Regions from separate parts of the Homo sapiens genome. Here regions 2 and 3 are each linked to region 1. A link is a loop called in an ENCODE intact Hi-C map of the cell type or tissue named here. Cell type or tissue: chondrocyte. All regions are shown on one strand.

Region 1 (8,000 bases):
GCTAGAAAGAATGAATAATCAACCCAATGAGAGAACAAAAAGAAAAAAAAAGGAAAAGAAAGAGTAAGAACTAGTACTGATAGCACAACAGGGTGACTATAGTAATAATTTAATTGTACGTTTAAAAATAACTAAAAGTATAATTGAATCATTTGTAACACAAAGGATAAATGCTTGATGTGATGAATACTCCATTTACCCTGATGTCATTATTATGCATTGCATGCCTATATCAAAATATCTCCTGTATCCCATAAATATATATACCTATGTACCCATAAAAATTAAAAAACAATGTTTAAGTATAAACTGCTGAATAAAAGTAAGGTATGACAACTAAGTTATTATGATTGAATACCTAAAATATTTTTAATGACTGTATAAATGGAGGGTTTTACTTCTGGTTTTTTTTTTTGAGACAGGGTCTCACTCAGTTGCCCAGGCTGGAGTGCAGTGGTGCAATCATGGCTCACTGCAGCCTCAACCTCCTATGGCTCAAATGATCCTCGCACCTCAGCCTCCTGAGTAGTTGGGACTACAGGCACGTGCCACCATGCCTGGCTAATTTTTGTATTTTTTGTAGAGATGGGGCTTCACCATGTTGTCCAGGCTGGCCTCAAGCAATCCACCCATCTCGGCCTCCCAAAGTGCTAGGATTATAGGTGTGACTCACCATGCCTGGCCAGGTTTTACTTTTATTTCCTTTTTCTTTTCTTCTTCTTTTCTTTTTTCTCTCTCTCTCTTTCTCTCTCTCTTTTCTTTTCTTTCTTTTGACAGGGTCTCACTCTGTCACCCAGGCTGGAGTGCAGTGGCGTGACCCTAGCTCACCATAGCCTTGACCTCCCGGGTTCAAGCCATCCTCCTGCCTCAGCCTGCCAAGTAGCTGGGACAACAGGGGTGTGCCATCACGTCCAGCTAATTTTTGTATTTTCAGTAGAGACAGGGTTTTGCCATGTTGCCCAGGCTGGTCTCGAACTCCTGAGCTCAAGTGATCCACCCGCCTCAGCCTCCCAAAGTGCTGGGATTACAGGAGTGAACCACCATGCCTGGCCAACTTTTATTATTTGCTACGACAATTAAAATGAACAAGGAGAGAAAAGCAAGAAATTTCCTAGCTCTCTTGGGAATTAATAAATGAGCTATCAGAGAATTTTTGTGACTCGCCACTTCTCTGACATTTCAGATGACAGGCTTGAGCACTTAGGGCAAAGACTTATTGTCCATCAGTCCCCTTAAATAGGTAGTCCACCTAGATCATAGAAACCAGACAGATAGTTGTAACATTCGGGTTGTGATGGGATGTTTTAACTATTACTTGGATCTATCATGGTTCTAGAAATTTAAAGGCACAAAATCATCAGCTATAACTTCGAATGAAGGAAACTATCAAAAACAATGAATTCTACTAAGAAAACATTTCTTCTTTAAAATGTTTGGAGTACTTTTTGTAAATCAAGTTGGTTTTCAACTATAATGATTATTTTCTAGAGAGTGAAAAGGAAGTTTAAGAGGTTATGCACCATGATTTAGATCAGAACGCCGTCATAGGGAAGACTTTAATCAGCTTTGCTGCCTCCTTTCAGTCTAGGGTTATATCTGTAGCTTCCACAGGGGCAGGGATTTCCATTCTTGCCATATGTAAATGATGCCCCAGGGAGGCATTATGGAAAAGATCATGCTCCTTTGGGGTTGTTCACTGTGACTGTGGCCAAAGGATTCTTTCCAGTTACCTACCCAGATGGAATTTGGGGCAGCTTAGCAGCCTGGGCACTGAGATGATAAAGTATAAAATACTGAGTTTCTATGTGTCGATGTGATTTCAGCTTTGCTCCTCATTTTTGATTATGCAATTAATCACAACCATGACTGTCTGAGCCTAGTGCTCCAAGGGCAGATACTTTCTTATTATTTTAGTCCTAAATACTTTATCCAATTTAAAAGGAATCCATGGTGTAAATCTTTAGCCCAGAAAAATCAACATTCACTCTGCCAACAAACTGGTACATCGAATAACTAATAACTGAGTTTTGAATTTTATGATATTGCAGGAGTTCGACCAAGATGGTGACTGCAGTCATTCCACACTGGTTAATGAAGAAGAAGATCCCAGTGGTGGTAGACAGGACTGGCAACCCAGGACAGAAGGTACTGGGCTTTACTCCTTGATGTGTTTACAAAGATAACATTATCATATGGGCTTCTCTCCAATTTCAGAAGGGCTTATTGTAGAAGTTTGAACAACATACACTGGAGCCTATCAGAGGGTAGAGGGAGTGGAGGAGGGAGAGGATCAGGAAAAATAATTAATGGGTACTAGGCTTAATACCTGGGTGATAAAATAATTTGTACAACAAACCCCATGATACATGTTTACCTATGGAACAAACCTGCACTTGTACCCCTGAGCTTAACTCTTGCAATAAAAGTTAAAAAAATTATAATAAATAAGTTTGAAAACACAGAAAAAGCCCAAAGGAGAAGAAAAACCACTCACAATACTACCTTTTGGTCCATATCTGAATCAGTGGGTCTAGGCAGCTTGACTGGCCAGAATAGGCAAATGCTCTCTGGCTCTTTTATTCCACCTCACTCCAGCTCAGCCGACCCATTCCCTGTCCATTTCTTTTTGTCTGATAACATCCTTTCCCCAATTTCTTCCTCTCAGAATCTTCCAGCGGCTTCAGTGATCGGTTCCCTTCCGGAACCACACGTGTCTCCATGAGCCGTTGTCCCTGAGGGGAAGGTGGGGGAGTGTACGAGACCTGAAAGTCCCCAAGTCTCGGTCTTTTATTTACAAGGCCATAAGTCTGGAATCTTCCAGAACACCACCCATTTCAAACATGTTATCCTGTCACACCGTAAGTGCCCTTGCACTTAACAGACCACAAGGTATTTGCAGATTCTCGCCTCAGAGCATAGTTGCCACGGCTATCCCATTTGTCTGTCATCTATTCATCCATAACCTTCTTAAAGTAAATGTTTATTTGAACTGCTGCAATTTCTCCCGGGCAATCTTCTGGCTTCTATTTCTAGCACTCCAGGGAAGCCGCCCTCTTTGATGCCCGTGTTTCTCATCCCTTCGCACCTCTCAGAAGGCTGCAGCTCTCCCGAGTAGCGTCTCCTCCGGGAGGTGGTGCGATGCTGCCCTCTCCTGGGCAGCCGCCTGCCTTTCTCACGCCCACTGGGAATCTTCCCTCCCCAGGCTGAGGGCCGAGAGTAATTTAGTAACCATTAAAATTATGAAAACCATTAAGCCTGAAAGAGCTAACAGAAAGAAAATAAACCCCGAAACCCTTCAGAACGGTCCTTGCAGTCCTCCTTCGACTTTCATAGACTTCAAAGCCAAGCTCTTAGAAGCCTAATGGTGTCCCAAGCACCTTCCAGGAGGTTAAATATTTCATTTATTCTGCTCCATATGGAGATAACTCACCATTTGGGATGTTAGTCATTCTTTTAAACTTGATTTGCAATATTTTCAGTTTTCATATGGGAGCCATAATACTTATGAGGCATCTCCACTAAGTTATTTCAGTTTTAAGCTTTTAACAACTTGAGTTACACATTTGGAAGAAGCAATTCTCTTCCTGATAAAATTGCATCTCACAGTTGATAGAGACTTCAGTTGAGCTAGCTACTCTTTCTAATCAGAAATTCTGAAATAAAAGTGTTTTAGATATTATTGTCCATTATATTCATTTTAAATATCGGTTTAAATCTCTTTAAATGGACCGGGCACTGTGGCTCACGCCTGTAATCCCAGCACTTTGGGAGGCCAAGGTGGGCGGATCACCTGAGGTCAGGAGTTCAAGACCAGCCTGGACAACATGGTGAAACCCCGTCTCTACTAAAAATACAAAATTAGCCGGGTGTGGTGGTGCGCACCTGTAATCCCAGCTACTCGGGAGGCTGAGGCAGAAGAATCGTTTGAACCCGGGAGGCGGAGGTTGCAGTGAGCTGAGATTGTACCATTGCACTCCAACCTGGGTGACAGAGTGAGGCTCCGTCTCAAAACAAACAAACAAACAAACAAACAAACACTATTTTCTCAGAACATAACAGACACAAATCTTATAGACTAGAAATTGAGCCTACAAATTTACTGTTTTCATGAGTGAACAAGAGAGCCTATTCCCTAAAACTAATGGGCTTAAAAATATTTTAATTCAGTATAAATTCATCAGGATTTGTAGTTGCAGGTATACAAGAACCTACTCTTGGTTGGGTTAAAAAGGAAGGGAATTTTGAAAGATATTAGGAAGTTCATATACCATTGAAAAACCAGAGGAGAGGAACTTTCTTAGTCCACTCATGCTGCCAAAACAAAATACCATAGACTGGGGGGCTTAAATAGCAGACATTTATTTTCTCACAGTTCTTAAGAATGGGAAGTCCAAGATCAAGATTCTAGCAGGGATGGGTTTCTGGTGAGGGCTCTCTTCCTGGTTGCAGATGGCTGGTCTGTCCCCACGTGGTCTTTCCTCTGTGCACACAGAGGCAGAGCACAAGTGAGTGAGCTCTCTTCTTAGAAGGACACAAATCCAGCTGGATCGGGGCCCCACCCTTGACACCTCATGTAACCTTCGTTTCTTCCTTAGAGGCCCCATCTCCAAATAAGCCACACTTGGGGGTTAGGGCTTCAACATATTAATGTGCGGTGGGGGACACAAACATTCAGAACATCCAGTCCATAACAGGAAGGCCCCAGGTTGGATTGTCAGGAAGGATTCCCATAACTGCATTTCAAAACTGGCTGCTACTGACCCTCAAATCATGCCACGTCTGCCATAACCAGAGAGCCGCTCCCACTATCAATGTAAGAACCCCCTCCCTCTGCTGGTACCCACATCAGCACACAGCATGCCTGCACCTTATCTTTTTTCATGTAACTCACATGCATCAGTCTCTGAAGTAAGCTTTCTGAATCTAGCAGCGCAGGAAGCCGGAAATACAGCTGTTTTTTTTTTTTAAAGTCTGTGTTGAGCTTCACAATTTAGGAAATCATCAAAATGTGAAGATGGCATCAAAATATTTTGAACCTCCATGCTCGCAATCCAGACAGATATGCACATCCATTGAAATAGAACAAGGACCTCATTGATATATGCTCCTATTATGTACCCACGGAAATTTAACAAATAAAATAAAATAAAATAAAATAAAATAAGGAGACCAAACAGGAAAGTAAGGCTTTTCTGGAGAAAATAATTTTTCTTTATTGAAATCAGTTAAGCTGGGCCTGATTTTAAGTTTTTGTTTTAATAATGGTTTTGACACTAACAACAACAAATTAATGATCATTTTTCTGACTGGTTATGAATGTCATTTTCACCTCTTCTATAAAGAAAATATATTCGTGGCTATGTTGAAATGTTGTCTTTTAATTTCTCTCTATGGTAATATTTTCTGATAGCGTTAATTTACCCTCATTATGTGAAAAATGCACTTGCTAAGAGCAAGTGTTTTGTCTTTACCTGTGACAATGCATCCTCTTCCCTGGCCTACTGGGTAGCTTGAGAGGCCTTATCCACAGCAACGTCAGCAACTCACAGTATTCAAGAGGCAGAACAAAGAGAACATCTGTATGTTTCTAGTGGATTTCAGAATCAATATTCTGTAATCTTTTTTCCAATTTAGGACCAACAATTAGGACGGTGGCCATTAGCTCTTAACAATATCTTAAAAGGCAGGTATTTCTTACATGTGCTTGTTATATCTTTGTTTCTTGGTTTGAAAAAGAAGTCAGCTGATGAACAGACTTTGAAGCACATTACATTTGTTTGAAAACATTCTGGGTTTATTAATTCTTGACAACTGCAAAAGTACAGTTGTTCTTAAATATGGTTCATGTGAATACACTCAGTTTTCTAACTTCCACAGCAAAGAACTAAATACATTTAGCTTTTGTACCAGAACATCCTTTTCACTGACAGTTTAGTTTTTAGGAATGTATGCTGTATGTTTTTCTCACTCTAACATGTCAGCTAGGTGTTTGCACTCAAGGATAACTACAAAAATATTATGAAAGACATCCATCTTCCTTTCAAATAGGAGAACGACCTTGAGCATGTCATGCAAACTCATTGCTATCAGTTTCTTCGTCTCTAAAACGAAAGGCTTGGGTTAGGTGACCTCTAAGTTCCTTCCAGCTCAATAATTCCAAGTCTCTCATTTTTTGCTACATAGTCTGGTGATAGCCTCTTTGAAAACTTAAAAAACAATGGACTATTCCAGGGAAACTTCATTTTTAGACAAGTGTTCCATGCAATTGTATAGTATTAGAAAACATGCAATCAAGTTGTCTCCTTTGAGAAACATTAAGAAAACCAAAGCTAGCTACATTTTTATGGTAGCACAAAACATAATATTGGATAACAATGATAGTAAACACTATTATCATTTGCCTGATTGTAAACAAAACTTTTCATTTTGGAATTTTTTACTGTGTTTTTTTTTTTAATGCACTTGTTTCATTAAATGGCACAGGTATAAAAATTGAACAACAAAAATGCTTTCACTATGGTAGTTCCTATGTATTACACAAATATATCCAAAGTCCTTTAAAATAATAAAAATCTACTAATTTAGATAATGATGATAGCTATTAAGCAACTTTCCCAAGGTCACCCAGGTAGTGGCAGAAAAGGGATGTCTGATTCACACCTTAACCTTATCCTCCCTGCGATACTCCTTCCCCAGCCTTTAATTAGTGGAGCTCATACAGCCATTGCTCCTCCAGGCACAAGCAGATTGAGTGAATAAATGGCTCTGACAGATAAATGGATAGAAATGAATACCGGGGCAAGCATTGCGTCCTCCCGGAAGGACACGCCTCTCTGCTCCCACATCACCACTTGCTTCTATCACAGTGCTTATCTCACTGCATTCTTTATTTTCTTATCAGCTCTACTAGGGCCTCAGCTGCATCTTGTTTATTTCCCTGTTTTCAGCACTAAGTGCTGGGCTTGGCATATCCTTAATAAAAGTTCGTTAAATGGAAAAAAGGAATGAATGAACACACCTTAAAGAACAGGCAATGTTAGAATAGTTCACACTAGTTTTTTACATAATTTTGCTTAACATCTTATATTGTGAGCAAGCGCGTATTCTATAAGTTGGAACTTTCTGTCTTAAGGGTTATTCTGGAAATTAGTTCATGAAATGAGACAGGAGATGACCAAAATTACAAATACAAGCAAACATCTTTGGTGTTACATAAATTATCTCATTGAATGCTCACAATAGTTCTGGGAGATAGGTGTCGTTACACTTTATAGAAGGTGGTTCTGTTTTCTCCATCCTGAGGACAACATAGTTTGTTATAAAACTTTATTTTACATCTGTAAAATATTATTATATGGTTTTTTGCTCTTTAAGCAAGCATTTATTTAGGATCTATCATATCCTGAACAGGAAAGATACAAAGATGGCTAAACCTCAGCTCCTGATTAATGTCCATTTTGTAATCATTAAGAAGAGATTAGCCAAACAGAAATAAAGTACGTCTCCCGCTTTCCGCTGGAATTCATTACTTTCTTCCTTCTACTACTGTGGTATGTTTCTACAGGTGTTGAGATCACTGTAACTTTTCCAAGAGATGTCAGTCCTCCCCAAGAAATGAGCCAAGAAGACTTAAAAGAAAAGAAGTAAGGAATATTCTTTGAAGTATCAGATTTGAAATGAAGTATGAAGCAATGATAGTCATATGGCAACCTACATTATTAGTAATTGAATCCATAATAATGCTTAAAAGTAGAGGTCACAATAAATAGTATGTGGCAGAGGCCAGATCATAAACACTTTGGCTGTGTGGGCCATATGGTCTCTGTTGTGATGATTCAACTCTGCAACTGTCATTTGAATGCAGCCATAGACAATATGTAAACAAATGAGTGTGGCTGTGATCCAATTAAAGCTACAGAAAAAGGCTGAAGGCTGGATTTGGTCCCCGGGCTGTAGTTTGCTGACCCTACTGCAGGGCAGAGCTACTTAGAATGTGGTTC
Region 2 (8,000 bases), 710 kb before region 1:
TACAATAGTATTATCTAATCTACAGTTAATTTAAATTTTGCCAAGTGTCCCACTAATGTCCCTTATAGCAAAAGATAAGAAAAATGTTTCCCTTCAAGTCCAGAATCCAGACTAGAATCAAGGGCTGCATTTTGTTGTCATGGCTCTTTAATCTTCTTTAATCTGAAGCAGAACAGCACAGTCTCTTCTTTCTTTCATGACTTTGACATTTCTGAAGATTTGTTTTGGAAGATCAGTTATTTTGTAGACTGTCCCTCAATTTGGGTTTGTCTGCTGTCTCCTCATTAAAAAGTTCATGTTATATATTTGGGAAAGGAACACCAGAGAAGTAATGTGTCCTTCTCAATGGATCACATCAGAAGGAACCTGACGTCTATCTCTCATCACAGTATTGGTGATATTTACTTCGACTGCTTTGTTAACATGGTGCCTATCAGGTTTCTCCACTGTAAATTACAATTTTTTTCCTTTGTAGTTTTAAGTATCTTGTAGGGAGATACTTTAAAAAAAAATTATGCTTTTCCTCAGAATTTCACCCACTAGTTTTGTAGCCTCTAGTGGTGACTCTTGCCTGATGGTTTTCTTGGTGGTGATCTTTTAATTTCACGATTCTACATTTATCACTTTATATTACACTAAGGTAAGACAGTTTCATTTTCCATTTATTGATTTTTATCAGTATGGACTCATGAATTCTTATTTTATTCTATGGATGATCATTCATTTCTATCATTGTTTTATGCCCCAAACCTCCACTCCTGATCCTGTATTCTTCAAGACGTCCCTATTTTTCTTCCATCCCTTCCTTACTTTCTGGCATAGCCAAGATGGCCTACACCCATCTGGTACTTTCCCTGCACCAACTCTGGCAACAGTTATTTTTCTAAGGAGCCCTAGTTCCTTTTAATGGAGACTGGTTATTTACAAACTACCATTTCAATAGTAGGTTTATCTTATTCTTTTCAGTATTACACACTTAAGGGCATTTTCCTAAATGGCACAGTAATAATCAGTTACCCACTGGTGAATGTCAAGACTGTTCACAGTTTTTCAATATTACAACAGGAAAAAAGAAATATTGTACACATATTTTTGCACTTATTATTTAATTTTTACTGGGTAAAGTTCCAGAAGCATATCTGTGGATCAAATTCTACATTTTGAAAAATGTCTCCAAAGTGCATTCCAAAGAGCTGTACCAATTTACACTACCACAAAGAGAGTCCCAGAGCTTATAACTTGATCTTTGCCAAACTATTACTACGGCAGATTATTGGTCTTCCTGAATTTTCCCAATTATATAGATGAAAAGTAGTTTTATATTTTCATCTGTTTAATGGCCATTGGTAGTTTGTGAGCTGATCTGTAATAACCTTTGTTCCCCCTCCTTTTGTTTTTTTTGAGACAGGGTCTCACTCTGTTACCTAGGCTGGAGTACAGTAGTGTGATCACAGCTCACTGCAGCCTCTACCACTCAGGGTCAAGCAATCCTCCTGGTTCAGCCTCCCAAGTAACTAGCGCTACAGGTGTATACCACCACACCTGGCTAATTTTTAATTTTTTTATAGAGATGGAATCTCATTATGTTGTCTAGGCTGCTCTTGAACTCCTGGACTCAAGTGATCCTTTCTCCTTGGCCTCCCAAAGTGCTGGGATTTTTTTTATTTTTATTTATTTTTTTTGAGACGGAGTCTTGCTCTGTTGCCCAGGCTGGAGTGCAGTGGGGCGATCTTGGCTCACTGCAAGCTCCGCCTCCCAGGTTCACGCCATTCTCCTGCCTCAGCCTCCCAAGTAGCTGGGACTACAGGCGCCCACCACCACGCCCAGCTAATTTTTTGTATTTTTAGTAGAGACGGGGTTTCACCATGTTAACCAGGATGGTCTCGATCTCCTGATCTCGTAATCCTCCCACCTCGGCCTCCCAAAGTGCTAGGATTACAGGCGTGAGCCATCGTGCCCGGCCGGAAGTGCTGGGATTACAGTCGTAAGCCACCATGCCCAACCTGTATCTTTTAAAAAAAGTTAAAACCTGGCTGGGTAAAGCGGCTCAAGCCTATGATCCCAGCACTTTGGGAGGCTGAGCCAGGTGGACCGCTTGAGCTCAGGAATTTGAGACTAGCCTGGGCAACACGGCAATACCCCATCTCTATAAAAAAAAAAAAAAAAAAAAAAAATTAGTTGGGCATGGTGGTGTGCATGCGGTCTCAGCTACTCAAGTGGCTGAGGTGGGAGGATGGCTTGAGCCCAGGAGATGGAAGCTGCAGTAGGCCCAGAACATGCCACTGCACTCCAGCCTAGGTAACAGAGCCAGACCCTGTCTCTAAATGATGAGCCCAGGAGGTTGAGGCTGCAGTAAGCTGTGACTGTGCAAATGCAGTCCAGCCTGGTGTCAGAGGGTAACCTTTTCTCAACAAAAGATAAAACCTTTTAATTCTATAAAATTTCAAGTATATAAAAGTATAGATAGAAAAGCATAATGAAATTCCATGTACCCATCATCCAGGTTCAACTGTGATCGCCCTGGCTTTGTTTTTCCTGAAGTATTTAAAGCAAATCTCAGCATTTTACTTGTAAATATTTCAGTATACAAACATTTATATCTAACGGACAACTCTTTTTTTTTTTTTTTTTTTTTTTTTAATTTTAGACAGAGTCTCGCTCTGTCACCCAGGCTGGAGTGCAAGGGCACGATCTCAGATCACTGCAACCTCTGCCTCCTGGGTTCAAGCAATTCTACTGCCTCAGCTTCCTGAGTAGCTGAGATTACAGGTGCCCGCCACCACGTCCAGCTAAGTTTTGTATTTTTAGTAGAGACGGGGTTTCTCCATGTTGGCCAGGCTGGTCTCAAACTCCTGACCTCAGGTGATCTGCCCGCTTTGGCCTCCCAAAGTGCTGGGATTATAGGCATGAGCCACTGTGCCTGGGTTTTTTTTTTTTTTTCAAAGAGTTGGGGTCTCCCTCTGTTGCTAGGGGGCAGCGCAGTGGCATGATCATAGCTCACTGCAGCCTTGAACTCCTGGGATAAAGCAATCTTGCCTCAGCCTCCTGAGTGGCTGGGACTACAGGTGCACACTGCCATGGCCGAATAATTTTTTGTATTTTTTATAGAGACAGGGTTTCACCATGTTACCCAGGCTGGTCTCGAACTCCTGCGTTCCAGGTCTGCCTTAGCTTCCCAAAGTGCTGGGATTACAGGCATGAGCCACTGCGCCTGGCCTTAAAAAATGTCTTTTGATCATTCAATATCCAAATAAGATCCATACATTATATCTGATATTATACCTCTTGAGTCTCTTTTAATGTATAACAGACCAAGCTCCTATTTCAAAATGCCATCTATTCAAGTAACAGGGCCAATTTGTCAAGTAAAATGTCCCACTGGTATCAGGTATCAGGTAATTTGTTTTTGTTTCTTCTTATATTTCCCATAAACTAGTAGCTAGGGTTAGAGGCTTGAATAGATTCAAATTTCGGTAAGAGTATATCATAAGTAATGCTGTGTACTTCCTTCTATACCACATGAAGAGGTAAATAATGTTTGGCTGGCCCACTTTTAGTGATGTTACAACTGATCAGTGGATTCAGGGCTGTCTCTCTAATTCATCCATTTAAAATACCTCTCAAAATTTTTTTTTAAAGTGAGCAGTTTCTCAACCAAAACTTTTTAATCTAATATTTTTAGGATCTGCTGATGATTTTCTGGCAATTTTCTAATTCTACCATTGCTTCTGCATTTATTAACTGGATTATTCTACAGAGAACATTCCCTTATCAACTATTTGGTTACATTAATATATAGTCATATGGGAAAGGTAGGATAAATGCTTATTTTTCTTCACCAAATTTTAGATCTAGTTTATCTTTTTAAGTTAGAAAACACTTTTTTGAATACGCAGAAGTTAGCAAATAATATTTAAACACTGATTCTTTTTTTCCTCCGTCTTTTTTTTTTGAGACAGAGTTACACTCTTGTTGCCCAGGCTGGAGTGCAATGGCACGATCTTGGCTCACTACAACCTCCACTCACCTGGGTTCAGGCGATTCTCCTGCCTCAGCCTCCTGAGTAGCTGGGATGCATGCTACCACCATACCCGGCTGATTTTGTATTTTTGCATGTGCCACTACACCCAGCTGATTTTGTATTTTTAGTAGAGATGGGATTTCACCATGTTGGTCAGGCTGGTCTGAAACTGGGTGATCCCCGTGCCTCAGCCTCCCAAAAAGTGCTGGGATTACAGGGGAGAGCCACCGCGCCTGGCCCAAATTCTTTTATTAATCTGGCTGACGGGATTTCAAATTCAAGCCTTATAAGTCAATCTTAGGTAACAAAAATGTAACGTTTCAAAATGATAATGAACAAAACCATCTTACCTGGACAATATTGTCTACACTGCTAAATTCTACACACTTCTGTCCTCTCTGGTGATCACAGTAATATTTGTTTTGTTTCCACTGCGGGGGTGAGTGGGCACAAGATTGTGGATTGTTTGGTACACTGAGCTGCATCATCACCATCCCCCCACCAGGTGGCGGTGGTGGTCCAGCTGAAAATCAGAATTTAGGATGCTATAGTCAGAATATTTTAGCAACTAGTTGGTGTTTCTGAACACTAGGATAACAGTAGTAATTTTACATTTCTGAATAAAATTTTACTATTAACTAAGAAAACCAGGTTGAAGCCCTAGTGCATCACACTACAAGTATTGTGTGTTTAAACAGGCATTAAGATGGACTCTGTAGGCCTAAACATCTCACTTATCATAAAGGTAATTTGGAGTAAACAGGAACAGCTGGAAGAGTAATGACAGAAGGCATAGGAAATAACCCTAGAGAGTATCAATACTTCTGAGAAAGGAGAATCAGGATAGTACTGTGATAGCAGCAGTAGAAGGAAAGGAAGAAGTGGACTGCACATGTTAACTATGATTCAGTACAGCACCCTCAATATTGTGGGTGTATTTCAGCACATCACAAATTGAGAAGCTTTTTGTAGAAATGCCTAAGGAAAGTAATCGAACTATTTCTCATATGAACCAATCATCTTATTTTCACTGATTTCTTTATACCTGTACATTGGTGGCCTTGAAGCTGCTGGGAACTGCATGGTGAAGTGGTTCGAGGAAATTGTACTTGTTCTGATCCTGGATGTTGCAGGTAACCTACTGAAGAGCTATGGAAAAAACAAAAAAACAGCATAATGAGAGGAGGATGACTATAAACATTCTTGAATGGGCTGGGCGCGGTGCTCACGCCTGTAATCCCAGCACTTTGGGAGGCCAAGGCGGGCGGATCACGAGGTCAGGAGATCGAGAACATCCTGGCTAATACGGTGAAACCCCATGTCTACTAAAAATACAAGAAATTAGCCGGGCGTGGTGGCAGGTGCCTGTAGTCCCAGCTATTCAGGAGGCTGAGGCAGGAGAATGGTGTAAACCCAGGAGGCAGAGCTTGCAGTGAGCCGAGATTGCGCCACTGCACTCCAGCCTGTGCGACAGAGCGAGACTAATTACTAAGAATAGAGGAAACAACAGAACATGTTCTGACATAGTTAACAAAATATTGACAAAAATTAAAGGCTATTAGTGTGAAACCATTAAGTTACTGCTGTATTTTTGAACAGTTAGTTTTTTTTTTTTTTTTTTTTGAGACAGAGTTCTGCCCTGTCACCCAGGCTGGAGAGCAGTGGTACGATCTCAGTTCACTGCAACCTCTGCCTCCAGGCTTCAAGCAATTCTCCTGCCTCAGCCTCCCAAGTAGCTGAGATTACAGGTGTCTGCCACCACACCCGGCTACTTTTTGCATTTTTAGTAGAATGGGGTTTTGCCATTTTGGCCAGGCTGGTCTTGAACTCGTGACCTCAAGTGATCCTCCTGTCTCAGCTTCCCCACATGCTGGAATTACAGGTGTGAGCCACTGCACCTGGCCTGAGCAGTCTTTCAGACTCAAATTAATATGGGGTTTGTCATAACATTATCTCTGAAGTTTTTTCTAGAATTTTTTTATAATAGTTAAAAACCACAGAATGATACTATTCTGAGAATTCATGAGTAACTGAGAGCCATAATTTATATCTAAAACTCTATTGTCTTTGTCATTTTAAAAAGCTGTCTTACAAAAACAGTATTTCTTAATTTAGTTGGAATAACTTTTTGCACCTGTGTCTCGTATAATTGCATTAAACTTTATACAAAACTACTGAATTACAGAGAATACAGGAAGACATGTTAAATGACAGTATGATGACGCAATCGGTAAAATCCAGAATATGGGAAACTCTAAGACAAATGTGTAAAAACATAAGCAATATTTGCGGGGCAGAAGGAAATACAAATATTAACTGGATATTTGATGTAATTAATGAATTAACCTCAATATTTTAAGATATAAAATGATATTATGTGGGATTTAAAAAATCCTTCAGGGATACATATGCTGAAATACTCATGGATATGAAATACTATGATGCCTGGGATTTATTTCAAACTAATATTGGAGGGAGAAGAGGCAGAGATTTATATGAAAACAGATTAGTAATTACATAATTGGTGATGGGCATATATGGGTTCAGTATACTTCTGTTTATATTTATATATGTTTACAGATTTCCATAATAAAAAGTTAATTCTGTCTTTCAGGCTGACAGTTAATAAGAATTAGTAAAGCTTTATGCCTTTTTAGGGGCAGTAACTCAGAGCGGTTCAATAAAAGGGAAAAAGAGATATAAAGGGAGGATTTAATAGAAAGTGATTTTGGATCATAAGTGAAAACAGTACTTTCTGAAATTTATGTTAATTATGGTTGTAATGTGTAATATAAGTATTAGCTACCTGTGGAAATAATACAGCTTAAGTCTGTAAATGTGCCGAAATTGAGGAAAACAGAAAGGTCCCCAGAGGTGGAAGGTTTTTTAGGCTCTGTTCTAACCCATGTGAACAGCTCTCCTGAGCCATGCCCCTCACTCTGATCTTGTTTGCTAAGGTCTGAGACATGTGGGTGAAAGCAAGCCATCCTGCAAAGGGAAGGGAATACTCAGGTCGGTCACTGAAGTAAGCAATATAGCCCATACTCTACTAAATTACAAACTGCGATTTCATTTTACCACTCTAGTGGGTTTCTAGCACTAGATTACCCGTTAGGTAAATGAGTAAGAATCAAGTTTTAGAATTATGTAAATGAGTTCCAGGCCTCTACTTATCTTCTGAGAGACGTATAGATAATTCAAGGGACATAGACTAGGCAATGAGACACCCTCTTAAATCACTTAAACACTTTAGAAAAAAGAAAGCACAGAAGTCAGTATTTACACTCTCTCTTTAAAAATACAAATATATTATACCAGAGATGAATCAGTTCTATAGTAATTTCACAAGTTTCTCCTCCTTTGGAAGACAGGAGGGAAAGAAGGACTTTTAAAGTAAAGCACCAGGCCTAGTCATTCAAAGTTGATATCCTACCCTTTAACAGAAAAATGAAACATCAATCTCAAATAATCCCATTTATCCCCAAACTTCCTGAAAAGTCCTGACATAAAACTATGAATGGGCCAGCCCCCCGCCCAGCCAGCCGCCCCGTCCAGGAGGGAGGTGGGGGGGTCAGCCCCCCGCCCGGCCAGCCGCCCCGTCCGGGAGGTGAGGGGCGCCTCTGCCCGGCCGCCCCTACTGGGAAGTGAGGAGCCCCTCTGCCCGGCCACCACCCCGTCTGGGAGGTGTACCCAACAGCTCATTGAGAACGGGCCATGATGACAATGGCGGTTTTGTGGAATAGAAAAGGGGGAAAGGTGGGGAATAGATTGAGAAATCGGATGGTTGCTGTGTCTGTGTAGAAAGAGGTAGACATGGGAGACTTTTCATTTTGTTCTATACTAAGAAAAATTCTTCTGCCTTGGGATCCTGTTGATCTATGACCTTACCCCCAACCCTGTGCTCTCTGAAACATGTGCTGTGTCCACTCAGGGTTAAATGGATTAAGGGCGGTGCAAGATGTGCTTTGCTAAACAGATG
Region 3 (8,000 bases), 600 kb before region 1:
GATCGCCGGAGCTCAGGAGTTCTAGAACAGCCTAGGCAACACAGTGAAACTCCATCTCTACTAAAATAGAAAAATTAGCCGGGTGTGGGGGTGCATGCCTGTAGTCCTAGCTACTCGGGAGGCTGAGGCAGGAGAATTGCTTGAACCCAGGAGAGGGAGGCTGCAGTGAGCCGAGATCACACCACTGCACTCCAGCCTGGGCGACAGAGAGAGACTCCATCTCAAAAAAATAAAATAAAATAAAATAAATTGTTTAAAAGTGTTAGCCCTTCATTCTGAGAAAATAGATAACTGGAAAACCTTACCAAAGAAATGAATAGTACTAGAAATGCTATTACTTGGGACCATTTTTACCTATCTTCAATTTGTTAATCAACTCAATTTCCATTTATGCCTGGAATTAGAAGCCTTCTCAGTGGCTAGCTCTAAGTCATTATATATGCACAGCATTAAAAGCATTAACTTCCCCCGGGCCCACAAATCTTTTTTGTCAGTCAGGTTGAGTGACTGAGGAACCCCCTGAGGGCTGTTTTTGCCAATAGTTCGTCTGCAGTTTTATTGTATTCTATTTGTCTTTCCTTTAAGAGCTCTTAGGTTAAACTCAAAATTTAACTGTGAGAGTTCAAAACTCTCACAGCACTGGTAATTAGGAAAAGGGTGGAATGAGAAAGTAGAAAGCCAATAAAAATGCACTAGCCACATACAAATAAAAAGAAGTATATTACATGATACAAGCCAAGTTAAGACTCACAGCAAGCTAATCCAACTGGCTCCAAAACCAGCTAGTAAGCATGTCACGAAGGGTCAACTTACCCTTTTAGAATTTTGAGAAGTGAGTTTTGTATGAAAATAAACATAAATATATACTGAATATTTAGTATTTGTAGCCAGAGAAAAATTCCTGTTTACCTGCAAATCTATATTGTTCTCAATACAATGTTCATTCTTCTCTACCAAAATCTTCCCATAGTTTTCTGATTTGATAAGATTTTCAACTCTGGTTGTATCTTTCACTTCTGCCTCCAAATCCTTCATTGTTGCAGTTTCATCTTTTACAGTAACAGTATCAGACATCCTCATTAGAAAAGGTTATTTTCGAATTCTACAGGGAGCTTGAAGCCTTAAGAAAAAAAAATTAATACAGTTTGAAACTTTTTTACATTCAGTTACTGCATGATACTGACCTACTGTCTGTTATGTTCCAGAAATAATGTTGAATATAGACAGGAACAAAATTCTTGATTTCAAGGAGTATATAATTTTGTGCTAGATACATCCAAATTAAAAAAAAGATCACAATACAGTGAGAAAAGAGCTATAGAAAGTATGTGAGCCAGGCACAGTGGTACCCAGCTGTAGTCCCAGCTACTTGGGAGTCAGGCAGGATGACTGCTTGAGTCCAGGAGGCAGAGGCCAACCAGGGCAACATAGCAAGACCCTATTGCTAACACATAAGTGTGTTTTTTTTACATTTAAAAAAAGAATATGGAGTGATTTTGATGCACATATACTTGTGGCAATTCTTAAGAAACATTAAGGACCGAGCCAGATCAAGGTAGAAGGTAATGGCTGGAGAATAATATATGTGTATTTAGAAGACATTAGAAATCTTTTTCTCCAAAGGGATACCTATAATAGCTTTTTCATCTGGATTCCTAAAATTCCAAATTTCTTAAATTACCCTGAAATATTTCCAAAAGGAAATAATTTAAAAATAAACAGTAACATTCTATTACAAAATACACTTGTAAATCTGGATTAACAAATATGTTCAGCAATATGAAGAAAGCATTGAAAACTCTCCTGAATTAAGTGATTCAATGCCAAACAACACATTATCCAGGCACTCTAGAATATGGAATCCACAGGAAATCAAATACATAAGATTCCAATATATTTTCATGTCATTAGTGAGTTTAAGAAAATCACTGGTTTTGCACTGGATTAATGTATCAGAGATTAAGCTAAAGATAGCACTCATTTTAAGCTGCAAAAAATGTAATAAAAACAGCAGAACTTGGCCGGCTGCGGTGGGTCACGACTGTAATCCCAGCACTTTGGGAGGCCAAGGTGGGCGGATTGCTTGAGCTCAGGAGTTCAAAACAAGCCTGGGCAACGTGACAAAACCCAGACTCTACTAAAAATACAAAAATTAGCCAGGCATGGTGGTGCATGCCTATAATACAGCTACTCAAGAGGCTGAGGCACAAGAATTGCTTGAAGCCAAAAGGCGTGTGTTCCAGTGAGCTGTGATCACGCCACTAGACTCCACCTTGGGTGACAGAGTGAGGCTCTGTCACAAAACAAAACAAACAAAAAAACCCAATAATGGCAGAACTTTATATAAACAACTTATTCTGAAATGCATCTTTAAAAAAAATGAACAGATTGATATATAGAGGGATAGACAGATATAGGTTATAGCAAGTATGCTAAAATGTTACTGGTGAAATCAAGGGGTGGTTATAGGGATGTTCACTGTAAAATTCTTTCAACTTTTCTATATTTCTGAAAATTTTCGTAATAAAATCTTGTGGCGGGGGGGAAACCAGTGAAACTTATTTTCTCTATATCAATTTGAAAAATTCAAAAGTTCATTTCCTGAAAGAATGTTTTGCAATCTAAATGGATTTTAGGGCCAGGTGCAGTGGTTTACACCTGTAATCCCAGTGCATTAGGAGGCTGAGGCAGGTGTATCACTTGAGGCCAAGAGTTTGAGACCAGCTTGGCCAACATGGCGAAACCCCATCTCTATTAAAAATACAAAAATTAGCTGGGCATGGTAGCACGTGCCTGCAAGCCTGTAGTCCCAGCTACTTGGGAGGCTGAGGCAGGAGAATTGCTTGGACCTGGGAGGCGGAGGTTGCAGTGAGCCAAGATCGCGCCACTGCACTCCAGTCTGGGTGACAGAGTGAGACTCCATCTCAATAAATACATAAATAAATGGATTTTAGGAATTGATAAATACAGCTCAAAAGTTAAAAAAGCCAAAGAGAAGTAGGTCTTAAAGTCACAGACAGACTGAACTGAATTAAAAAAAGAAAACCATGTCTTCCTTAATTATAACCCATACAAAAGTTAATTGGTTCATTCCGAAAACAAACAGCTGCAAAGTAGGGAGAGGGTGGTGAAGTTACTTAAGACACTGGCTTCTTGCTTTTTATAGGTGAGATTTTGTAAGAAAAATATGTTTTTCTGAATGACAGGGAAGCATTACCTGATGCGTCCTTTGGATTTGGGATTGTGGTGTCCCACAAAAATAAAATAAAATAATCCAAGGTTCTTTTTCACAGTTGTCAGCCAGGATGTCAACTGTAGTGAACCATCTGTAATCTGGCAGGAGGAGTCCCATGTCCTTGTCACCACTGTAGATTCCCGGACTGGAATGGACTGTCTTGGATCAAATATATCATACCTTTCCGTGGCCTAAAATGAAAACAAAAGAAACCATTTTAACAAAATGGCCAAGGGAAATGGAACACTCCACATGAAACTGAGAAATTAAAAATATTACTGTCAGTTGTTTTATTACATTATTTTCCTAAACGAAAGTCAGAACACTGAGTAACAATGAATTCTAACATATATTAGCTTTGTGAACCTGAATAAGTCACTGAGGCCGAGAGGATTGATTAGTTAAAAGCAGAAGAGAGAAGAGGAAAGAAAATGATATGTACTGAGAAGCTACAATGCAGTCAGGGTTATAATTGAGATAGTATCTATAGATAAAGAGAGAGAAAAAAGATCATAATCAGAAACACTTTAACTCCAAGAACCATCATTTTTAGAGTTCTCTTCTAGAGCTGTGTAACTCTATGGACTTAAGACTGTAATTTTGAACCGTAATAACATTCTAGATTTTTAAAAATACAAAAGAAAAAATAAAACAAAAATAACAAGCCATTTAACATTTTTAATGAAACCCACATTGTCTGTTCTAAAAAAAAAAAAAAAAAAAAAAGTTGGCTGGGTGCAGTGGCTTGTGCCTATAATCCCAGCACTTTGGGAAGCCAAGGCAGGAGGATCACTTGAGGCCAGGGGCTCAAGACTAGCATGGGCAACACAGTGAGACCCCATCTCTACAAAAATTAAAAAATTAGCTGGGTGTAGGGGTGTGCACCTGCAGTCCTAGTTACTTGCGAGGTTGAGGTGGGAGAATAGCTTTAGTTGGGGGTTACAGTTAGCTATGATCATGCTACTGCACTCCAGTCTGGATGGCAGAGCAAAAACAAAACAAAACAAAACAAAAATCCCCAAATACAAAATTTTCTCCATGTTATATTTTTGAAGTCGGTTTTATTTTATATTTATTCGGTATGAATGAATATAGCCTAGCAAGTAAACAACTCTAAAAAGATTATTTACCTCTTCCATTGTCCTTTGACAATTTTGCTGTCAATAAACAGAATAGTACATTTTAAGGTGAAATAGCTAAGCATACATATATGCATATAATGAGATCTAAGCACCAAGAGACCTAATACCAAGACAGCCAAGCATGCATTATAGAGTAACTCACATTTTATACTAACTCTTCAAAAACCATTTTGAAATACAATCACTTGGAACCCGATATATCCTTACATTACTTTTCACATTTTGATTTCACAATGTTTGACACAAGGATAATAGAAAAGGGGGTATCAAAAACAAATATCAAAAAACTTTTAATTGATACCGTGTCATCTCAATCTGACCAAGATTCTCCAGCCACTACATCAAATGATTAAGTTCCACCAAAAACAAAACAAAACAAAAATCCTTCAAGTATTTTTTCTCCATTTTAGCTTTTTATCTCATAAAATGGTAGACACAAGATGGCAGCATTCTCTAAGCAACCAAATTATTTGTGTTCTTTGTAAAGTGACTTTACAATTTTATCATGAATCTCTTAATTTTGTAATTCCATAAAAGCAAGGTTTTTAATCCATTTAAGAAATAAATAAGGTACTAGATAAGGCAATAGCTGCAGGGGAGAGTGAGGAAGGGGCAAAACCGAAGAGGTGAACACCTTAGAAGATCCTCTTAGGATCCCAAGGTTCCATGAAACCCCAAAGAACCTGAGAGACCACCTAGTCCAATATTGTAATTCAGCATTCAAGTTATTATTGCCTAGAAGTCAAATGACTTCTTCAAAGTCACACAACCAGTATGTGTGACCAAAACTTGGTAATATGCCACACCATTTGATAACAGACTAAATAATGAATGATTCAGAATGAAAATGACCAGTTATTGCCTGGGAAGGAGTCAATGGCATATAGAAATGGCAATAGAAAGGGAAGTGCACTAGCATTAGACGATAATTTAAATCCCAGCTCTGCCAGTTATATTTTCGGTAAATAACTTAATCTCTCTGAGCTGCAGTTTTCTGATCTGCAAAGTGGAAAAAAGAATATCTAGCTTCTAGGTTTGTTGTGAGGACTGACTGATTTAAATGTAGAGCACGGACCACAGCCTCTCTCCCAGGGCAGGCCCTCCAAAAATGTTAGCTGTCTTCTCTGGTCAGAATCCCTTTAGATCAGCAGTTGGCTGAGCCTAAATTTGCTGTGTCCTGACCCCTACCACTACACAGCAGTAGACTGACAGGAGGCCTAACACTGTGTACAAGCGGCTTAGCATTTTTGTGTATGGCTCTCATTTGAAGGCTTCTAATTGAATATTAAAAATTCATACAAACTGTTGGGTATAGTGGCTCAGGCCTGTAATCTCAGGACTTTGGGAGGTGGAGGCAGAAGGATCACTGAGACCAGGAGTTCAAGACAAGCCTAGGCAACATAGCAAACCCTATCTCTACAAAAAAAAAAAAAAAAAAAAAAAAATCATACGAACTTTGTATTCTTCTCCAAAATATTAATGCACTAGTTTAATTTTTAATTTTTTTTTTTTTTAGAGACAAGGTCTCACTCTGTAACCCAGGTTGGAGTTCAGTGGCACAATCCTGACTCACTGCAGCCTTGACCTTTGAGGCTCAAGCTATCCTTCCACTCCGGCCTCCTGAGTAACTGCGACTATAGGTGCCCACCACTATGCCCAGCTAATTTTTAAATTGTTTTTGTAGAGACGGGGTCTTGCTATTTTGCACAGGCTGGTCTCAAATTCCTGCGCTCAAGTAATCCCCCGTCCCAACCTCCCAAAGTGCCGGGATTACAGGTGTGAGCCACTTTGCCCAGCTAATGAACTTGTTTGATATAAAAATGTTTTCCCTCTCCAAATCTTCAAGTAAAAGGGATGTTTCAGCTTTTGGTACTCACTGGAAAAACAAAAACAAACCCCTTTTTGGTAAACCCATGAAGCCTACACTTCTCAGTTTGCCAAAGGTTGTGTGGGCACGTGGGTGTCAAGTATAGAAAGCTACAAGATAGACATGGCACATCATGTCTCTAACACAACATTTAGAAGTCCATTAAATGTACTGTCTTAATATAATAAATAGTTGTACAGTAAGTGAAAGATACTTAGGAACTTACAAAATTTAGGAAGACAACTTAGAGAAAAAAATGAACAAAATATAGACATTCAAGTATATATCTCAGTTCCTACTATTACTGAAATTTAAAAACTGAATTTTTCAGAATCTTTGTCAACCTAAGAGAGATGGATATATGAGCTCAAAATTCATATTCAACTTCAAAAAAAAAATTCTAATTGTCAACATGCTATTTATTAGGGACAAGTCAGAGATGTGCTTATATATAATTCCTGTGCTACCAGGTAGATAACCAGAGAAACGCCACATGTATGTTTACATATGCACAAAAAGGATGGCACTTACCTGAAACCATAAATGAAAGGAAATTACAGGTAAAATTAAAGGTCATAACCTTAAAAAAGTAAAACTATGAATGCACAAGGATATATAGGAAATCTTTTTATAATTTTTGGGTGGGAAAGTCCTTCCCAAGTGTGACACCAAAATCTAGAAGCCATTAAAGGTAAATAGTTATAAAACTTAGAACAAAGTTTTAAAATTCCTGTATAATAAAATAGAACATAAACAAAAGGCAGATGATACATATGAACTATTTCCAACATGAAAGGGTCAAAATGTTGAAAGCAAAGAAGGTCTTATAAATCAAAGGAAAGAAAAGGATGGGGGAATGACAGGAACAGGTAAGCTAAAAAAGAATACAAACAACTACCATCAAAACCAAATACTAATACATATATTTACCATGTGCCTGGCCCTGTGGTAATATTTTTCATAATGAATTCATTTAAAACTCACACAACAGTTCTAAGAAGTATGTCCTATTATCACTCTGTCCTACAACAGATTAGGAAACTAAGGCAGATAGAAAAATCAAGTAATTTGTCCAACATCACACAGCCAGTAAGTATGGAAAACAGGATTTGAACTGGACAGACTAGTGCTCCATTTCAGGCTCTTACCCGCAATACTGTATCATCATCTGTAGGTACCAAGAAGAGGGGCAATTTGTGTTTACGGAGCACTTTCATTTCAAGAGTAATTATGACATGGTAACTCCTTTGTACTGGACTTAAGACAAAGTAAACTTATTCTTTTCACATGAAGAGGAGCTATGTATTTTTTGTGTGTGTACAAGAAGATAGTACTATTAACTTTGTATTAATGGTCACCAGGAGTAATCACTACCAAACTATCAGAACTGCCAGGAATTATATAACCATTTTGTTTCTTTCTCTCAATCCTCCTATCGCCTGTGATGATGAGTACCAACTATGCAAACTTGGGTGGCAATAAGGATTCAGAGTTTGTGGCTAAGGAACAATGAGAAGGCAGTAGCTTACAAATGATAAATATGCATGGTTAAGTACCTTCCTCTATGAAACAAAGCAAGGCAGAATTAGGATCAACACTTTCAAAGGCAAACTAGTATATATGAAGTCTAAAGACAAGTAGTTTCTCTAGTGAAAATTTTAGTTAGAAGTATTAACAACAAAAATGCAATACTGACACTGACAATTCAAAATATCACTTATTATACTTGGGGTCTAAGTTTTGGTTTCACAACACA

Evidence for each region. Hi-C counts contacts between places; a loop is a spot of excess contacts. Peaks named below come from ENCODE experiments on the same cell type or tissue, not always from the same donor. Only the 100,000 strongest peaks of a DNase experiment are listed, where the experiment ranks them.
Region 2: a loop joins it to region 1, with 7 times the contacts of the local background. A loop is called at or near these places in 97 of 110 quality-filtered maps.
Region 3: a loop joins it to region 1, with 5 times the contacts of the local background. A loop is called at or near these places in 31 of 110 quality-filtered maps.

What each region holds. Positions count from the first base shown.
Region 1 is chr2:134,999,580-135,007,579 of GRCh38, reverse strand. MAP3K19 (mitogen-activated protein kinase kinase kinase 19) reads left to right here. Exons shown (of 13, transcript NM_025052.5): 6 at 2,049-2,145; 7 at 7,565-7,643. Among named protein-coding and RNA genes, the nearest start is that of MAP3K19, 44 kb to the left of the region's middle. In chondrocyte, a CTCF peak has its summit at 3,163 (motif pointing left); a DNase peak (open chromatin) is centred at 3,124.
Region 2 is chr2:135,706,603-135,714,602 of GRCh38, reverse strand. It overlaps R3HDM1 (R3H domain containing 1), which reads right to left. Exons shown (of 27, transcript NM_001378107.1): 22 at 5,067-5,170; 23 at 4,372-4,544. Among named protein-coding and RNA genes, the nearest start is that of UBXN4, 31 kb to the left of the region's middle. In chondrocyte, CTCF peaks have their summits at 4,280 and 4,530 (motif pointing right); no DNase peak of the experiment used is centred here.
Region 3 is chr2:135,597,926-135,605,925 of GRCh38, reverse strand. R3HDM1 (R3H domain containing 1) reads right to left here. Exons shown (of 27, transcript NM_001378107.1): 2 at 3,218-3,426; 3 at 910-1,120. The coding sequence starts at 1,080. Among named protein-coding and RNA genes, the nearest start is that of MIR128-1, 63 kb to the left of the region's middle. In chondrocyte, CTCF peaks have their summits at 4,618 and 4,817 (motif pointing right); no DNase peak of the experiment used is centred here.